Linked DNA regions of Homo sapiens: region 1 is linked to region 2. Evidence: read pairs that join two places in POLR2A ChIA-PET (ENCODE). Cell type or tissue: PC-9. All regions are shown on one strand. Links, peaks and the distances in the headings refer to the core of each region. The heading gives the core; the rest is flanking DNA. Region 1 overlaps ATP11B (ATPase phospholipid transporting 11B (putative)). Region 2 overlaps ATP11B (ATPase phospholipid transporting 11B (putative)).

The links. Peaks named below come from ENCODE experiments on the same cell type or tissue, not always from the same donor. Only the 100,000 strongest peaks of a DNase experiment are listed, where the experiment ranks them.
Region 1: POLR2A ChIA-PET joins it to region 2 with 9 read pairs; 4 of 35 experiments call an interaction of 5 or more read pairs at or near these places.

The regions. Positions count from the first base shown.
Region 1 is chr3:182,912,495-182,915,425 of GRCh38, reverse strand. ATP11B (ATPase phospholipid transporting 11B (putative)) reads right to left here. Exons shown (of 30, transcript NM_014616.3): 29 at 1,432-1,565. Among named protein-coding and RNA genes, the nearest start is that of DCUN1D1, 67 kb to the left of the region's middle. RefSeq lists a silencer at 1,245-1,384. In PC-9, for the core only: no CTCF peak of the experiment used is centred there; a DNase peak (open chromatin) is centred at 1,345.
Region 2 is chr3:182,853,726-182,856,656 of GRCh38, reverse strand. All of the region lies in intron 10 of ATP11B (ATPase phospholipid transporting 11B (putative)), which reads right to left. Among named protein-coding and RNA genes, the nearest start is that of ATP11B, 62 kb to the right of the region's middle. In PC-9, for the core only: no CTCF peak of the experiment used is centred there; no DNase peak of the experiment used is centred there.

The DNA of each region.
Region 1 (2,931 bases), core at 215-2,714, 59 kb before region 2:
AGAGCCACATTTTATAATACAATTATGTAAATCATAACAAAGTCCCAGAGTTTAAGTGCTCATCCTTCTACGTGGAATGAAATTACTACAAAATGGTATCACAGCATTATGGAAATATTTCAGATCACGTTATAATCAAGTCAGAATAAACGGGGATTGAAACCACAGACATTATGTTAACATAAGAATGCTATTTATAAATTCAATTGTATCATAAAGGCATGGCTAAGCTAAAGCTAAAGTGAGAACTAACAAGTTCACCAGTAAAAGTTACCTGAATTTTATAACAGATGAATGATATCATACTCATCATTTTTTTAAAACACAAAGCTAACCAAATAATAAAAATCCTTTTTCCAGTAGATAGGAGTAGTGCCTTCTTCACTCTTTATAACCTGTTCCTGGGGTAATTTCCAACCTTTTCCAAGCCCTGGCACATGTAGAAAGTGCTAATATTCATGTAGCACATTTGGGACAATGGCAACCAACATCTCTCCCTGCCCATTTGTACCTCCATGCATACCGTGTACTGCTGCCCTGATTTTGAGAATATGGTATCATTCACCTAAAGAACACCAAGTGTGGAAAAAGCTCTTTCTACCCCCTAACATCCTCTAAATAGTGATATAACTCTTGGGGAAATGTATGAATAAATAAATCCATTGCAAGTTTAAATGAATTTTAAATGGTGTTTACCAAAAGGTGTTTTTTTTCGTTATGGTGCACAACAGCAGGCATGGTGATAAATCTCATTCAAGAAACAGATTTAGGAGGGGACAAAAATGCTAAGATTCTTTTACTCCATAATTTAAAAAGCCTGTTCTAACTCATACACTTTTAATTAGGCAATAAATACCAAGCAAAAGAAACTTAAAAATCATGACTCATTTCAAAACTTCATTACAGACATAAGAAGAGGTAGGGGAGCAGAAATACAGCCTTTTGTGTTTATAAATACCTCAAAGCCTCAAATAACCAACTGGAAAATATACATACAGAGTAAGAAAAGGAAAGCCTTTGACTTCACTGTTATGTTGAGATTATTTTGTAAAGACAAAAAGCAAAAAAATTTTAAAAAAATAAAAAGGAAATAGTATATGTATAATTTAAAAAAGAAAGTTATACAAACCATAAAAGAGTACCATAAACACACTCCTACTGAGCACATTTTAGAAAGATTATGAAACAAAATTTTTTGTTCATTAGATGAAGTCTCTTCAAAGGTGCTTTCTCTTCCTTTGTGAGTGAAAAAGCCCTTACCCCAAAGCCACAAAGTGAAATCTACCACCAAAGAGTGCTAATAAATAGCAGACTTCCTGCTTCAGTTGGTAAAACCAGCTGCTGATTTATTAGGTATCTAGAGCGGCAGGTTCATCCTGTTCCAGATAGGATACTCATCTGCAGCAAAGGCTACTTAGAGAGATTTCACACCTGCTGATGTGGGTTGGACTACATCTTCCTATAACTCGTTCCAGCATTCTTCCAACAGATGCACACGCTGCTTCTCCTTCCGGGAAACAGCACATGGAGTCCAAGCACTTGATACCTGCATTTGTTTCAGTAAGCTGCGGGAGGTGAAGCAGAAAACATCAGTTGTTTAAAGATATGGACTTCTGAAAAGCATTAGAACATTACAACAAGCACTTTCAAATCAAAGGTAACATATATAAACCTACATGTTTTTCTATAATATGGGAAACATATGAAAGGCTTTAATTTACTAGAGTATAACCATCCAAAATTATTTTAAAGCCTTGTATCCTAAATTAGAGGTCTAGTAAAATAATTATATAAATTAAGAAGCTGGATATTATGTAAATCTACTTTTAATGTTTCATTTTAATCATTTATTATGGTCAAAATGATTTCCATCAACCACTCAGGAATGTAATGAATTCCAATTCTGCATGGAGTTTTTCTTTAGGTGAAATGCTCCTGCAATTTCAATTAAAAATGTCTAGCCTGCAATTTCAATGAACAATGTCCAACAATTGAGATAAGTGGAGTATGAATTATCTTTAAGACTGGGAAATAACAATCAGGCAGGACCTCACCCCAATGTTCAGTAACAACAACAATGGCAGCAAACACTTTACGTATGCTTTACTATGTGCCAGGTTCTAAGCACTCTACATAGATCCACTCCATACTTATCTTTGAAAAAAGCATCATTTATCATAAATTGCTAAAAACTTTTAAGTGGCAATCATCCCATCATCAGCTCATCCTGCTTTGTAACAGTTAGCTGACAGTTTAATAAATTAAAATTTATTAAACAAGTGAATAAGTAGTACTATCAAGATTTGAAACTGAATTACTTTCTGAAAGTATGCAAGATTTATGTTGATTCAGGCATAAATAGCCCAGCAAGATAATTTTATTCCACACGACTAACAATTTTAACTGAGTAAAAATGAGGGGGAAAGATGGTATGACCACGTAGCTCGATGAATCCCAACCCTGGTTTTGTTTGTCAAAGATGCTCCGAAATTTTTCAAGGGCTGTTGTTTTAAAAAAAAAACACCTTATTTCAATTCACCTTCTTTTACATATATAACATCCTACGTAACACATCTTTTGAGGATAGAGAAGGAGAATAAATACAGGGCTGCACTTCCACGAAGGTTGGGAATCACCATGTGCTGGGTGCAGGCAACAGAGGATGTTTGTGGAGATGCTCACAATGAACAGAAGAGACGGACGTGATGGAACAGAAACCTGGCATTCTGAATGTAAACAACTGCTGATGTCCTGCAAGATCCATGCTCAGAAGATTCAACACCACACAGTGTGAAACAACATGGTTCTTATCTGGCAACTGCCTGATGACAGTGTCCTAGGATCAGCTAAGCACTGAGAAAGAGCCAAACTTGACTTGTTCTTTCGTTACAATACTCTTGGTTTAGAATTGTTTAGGGCACAGTTTCTTAA
Region 2 (2,931 bases), core at 311-2,810:
CATAGTATTCAGCACTTCACCTATAGTACTGCTCGCATTTTTATACATGAGAACACCCGGATCAAGAGAAGAAAACAACTGGTCTAAAGCCCCATAGAGCTAGTAAGGAAGGGATATGACATTCAAATCTACATCTGTCTGAGTCTAAATTTTGACCTCTTTTCACTAAACTAGTCATGTCTCCTTGTGGCAACAAAATGCCTGGTTTATTTCCATCTTTCTTGCTCATGTCTACCCTCATCAGACATATTCTCCTTTTTCCCTACATTACTAACCTATTTTTCAAAATTTAACTCAAAATCCATCTCCTTCCTAAAGTCTGTCCTAATTACATTGGTTTACATTCAACTTTCCCTTATTTAAATTTAAAACTAGTACCACAGCTCCTATTACCTAATTTTTTTACTGTGTATTAGTTTTAACTTCCAACTTGATTGAAATCTCCAAAAAGAGATGGAATTACATCTCAGAAAACCTACTACAGCAACAGATACACAAAAAAGCTCAATAAAGATTTCTAGGACATTAGGCTGTTTCCAGTTTTTTGCTGTAACAAATAAAGTGGCTATGTACATTTCTGCTTGAGGTTTTGTGTCAGCATAAAATTCATTTCTCTGAGTTAAATGCCCAAGAGTGCAACTGCTGGGTCATATGGTAAACATGTTTAGTTTTGTAAGAAACTCCCAAACTATCTTCCAGAGTGGGTATACTATTTTTAATTCCCACCAACAACATATAAGAGATTCAGTCTCTCCACCTCCTAGCCATTTGGTATTATCACTATTTTAACTATTCTAATGGGTGTGGTGATATCCCAATGTGGTTCTAATTTGCTTCTCTCTAACAGGTAATGATGCTGAATATCTTTTCATGTGCTTATTTGTAATCTGCAGCTTTTCTCTGGTGAAATATGTATTATGCATGTGGTGAAATATGAAGTATGCCTTTTGCTCATTTTCTAATTGGATCACTGAATTACTATTGAGTTTGAGAGTTCTTTATGTTTCTAAACATAAAGCCTCTGGAAGATTTGTGGTTTGCAAGTATTTTTCCCCAGTCTGTAGCTTGTCTTTTCATCCTTTTAAGAGGGTCTTTCACAGCACCAAAGTGTTTAACTTTGATTAACTACAACTTATTAATTTTTTTGATTTAGGAATTATGCTTTTAGTGTCATGTCTTCTAGCTCTTTGTCTAACACTAAGTCCTGAAGATTCTGTTTTCTTCTAAAAGTTTGTTTTACATTAAATCTATACTCTAATTGAATTAATTTTTACATACAGTGGGGGTTTGGGTTTGTTTGTTTTGCTATGGGTATCCAATTGTTCTAGCACCATTTGTTGAAAAAGATTACACTTCCTCTATTGTATTGCTTTTGTGCTGTTGCCAAAAATCAATTGGGCCTATTAGTGTTGGTCTGTTCTGGGGTTCTCTATTGTGTAACACTGATCTATGTATCTATTCTTTAACCAACACCAAATTGTCTTGATTACTGTAGCTTATATAGTAACACTTAACATCAATAGCAATTCTTCTCACTTTATTTTTCATTTTCAAAACTGTTCCTTTGCTTTTCTATCTAAATTTCAGAATAAATTTTCTACTTCTACAAAAAAACTTGCTGAGATTTTTATAGAAATTGCATTATACCTATTAATCGATTTGGGAAATCTGGCATCTTTACCGTACGAATCTTTCAACCCATGAACATGATATATTGTTCCATTTATTTAGATCTTTGATTTCTTTCCTCAGTGTTTTGTAATTTTCAGCTGAAAAGATGACAAAAGGTGGTTACCTTCCACCTTTTGCCCATTTTTTTTAATTAGCTTCTCTTTTCATTGTTGACTTGTAGGCAGGTGTGTGTGTGTGTGTGTGTGTGTGTGTGTGTGTGTGTGTGTGTGTGTAAACACATGCACATATATATTATATACTCAGGATACAAGTCTTTGGTCAGATACATGTTTTGCAAATATTGTCTCCCAGTTTGTAACGTGTATGTTCATTTCTTTAAATGTTTAGCCTGATGAGCAGAAGTTTTTAGTTTTGAGAAAGTGTAATTTATCAATTTTTAATTATTATATTTGTTGTATCCTAAGAAATCTTTACCTACTCTAAGTCATAAAGATATCTTTCTAAGTTTTCTTCTAAAAGTATTTTTTGTTTTGTTTTGTTTTGTTTTGTTTTTTTAGATGGAGTTTCGCTCTTGTTGCCCAGGCTGGAGTGCAATGGCACGATCTCATCTCACCACAACCTCCGCCTCCAGGGTTCAAGTGATTCTCCTGCCTCAGCCTCCCAAGTAGCTGGGATTACAAGCATGCACCACCATGCCCGGCTAATTTTTGTATTTTTAGTAGAGACAGGGTTTCTCCATGTTGGTCAGGCTGGTCTCGGACTCCCGACCTCAGGTGATCTGCCCGTCTCGGCCTCCCAAAGTGCTGGGATTACTGGTGTGAGCCACCGCGCCCAGCTCTTCTAAAAGTTTTGTAATTTTAGCTTTTATATTTAGGTCTATGACTTGTTTTCAAAACTTTTTGGAGTACAGCATAAGGCAGAAGCTAAGTTTCATGTTTTTCTCATTTGAATATCCAATTGCTGCATCATTTGTAGAAAATACTAAATTTTTCATTGAATTGACTTGTTACTTGGTTGAAAATCAACAAACCCACACATGAATGGTCTACTTCTCAACTCTCTATTTTATTCTATTGAACTATCATCTTTGTTAATACCATACTGTAATTACTGTAGCTTTATATTAAGTATTTAAATCAGGTAAGGTAAATCTTTTAGCTTTCTTAAGAGATTGTTTTTGCTGTGCATCTGAATATGCATTTTGGCTATTGCATTTCAATATACACTTTAGTATTACCTTGTCAATTACTACAAAAAGATTGCTGTGATTTTGAGACTGAGGGAATCTACACAGTAACT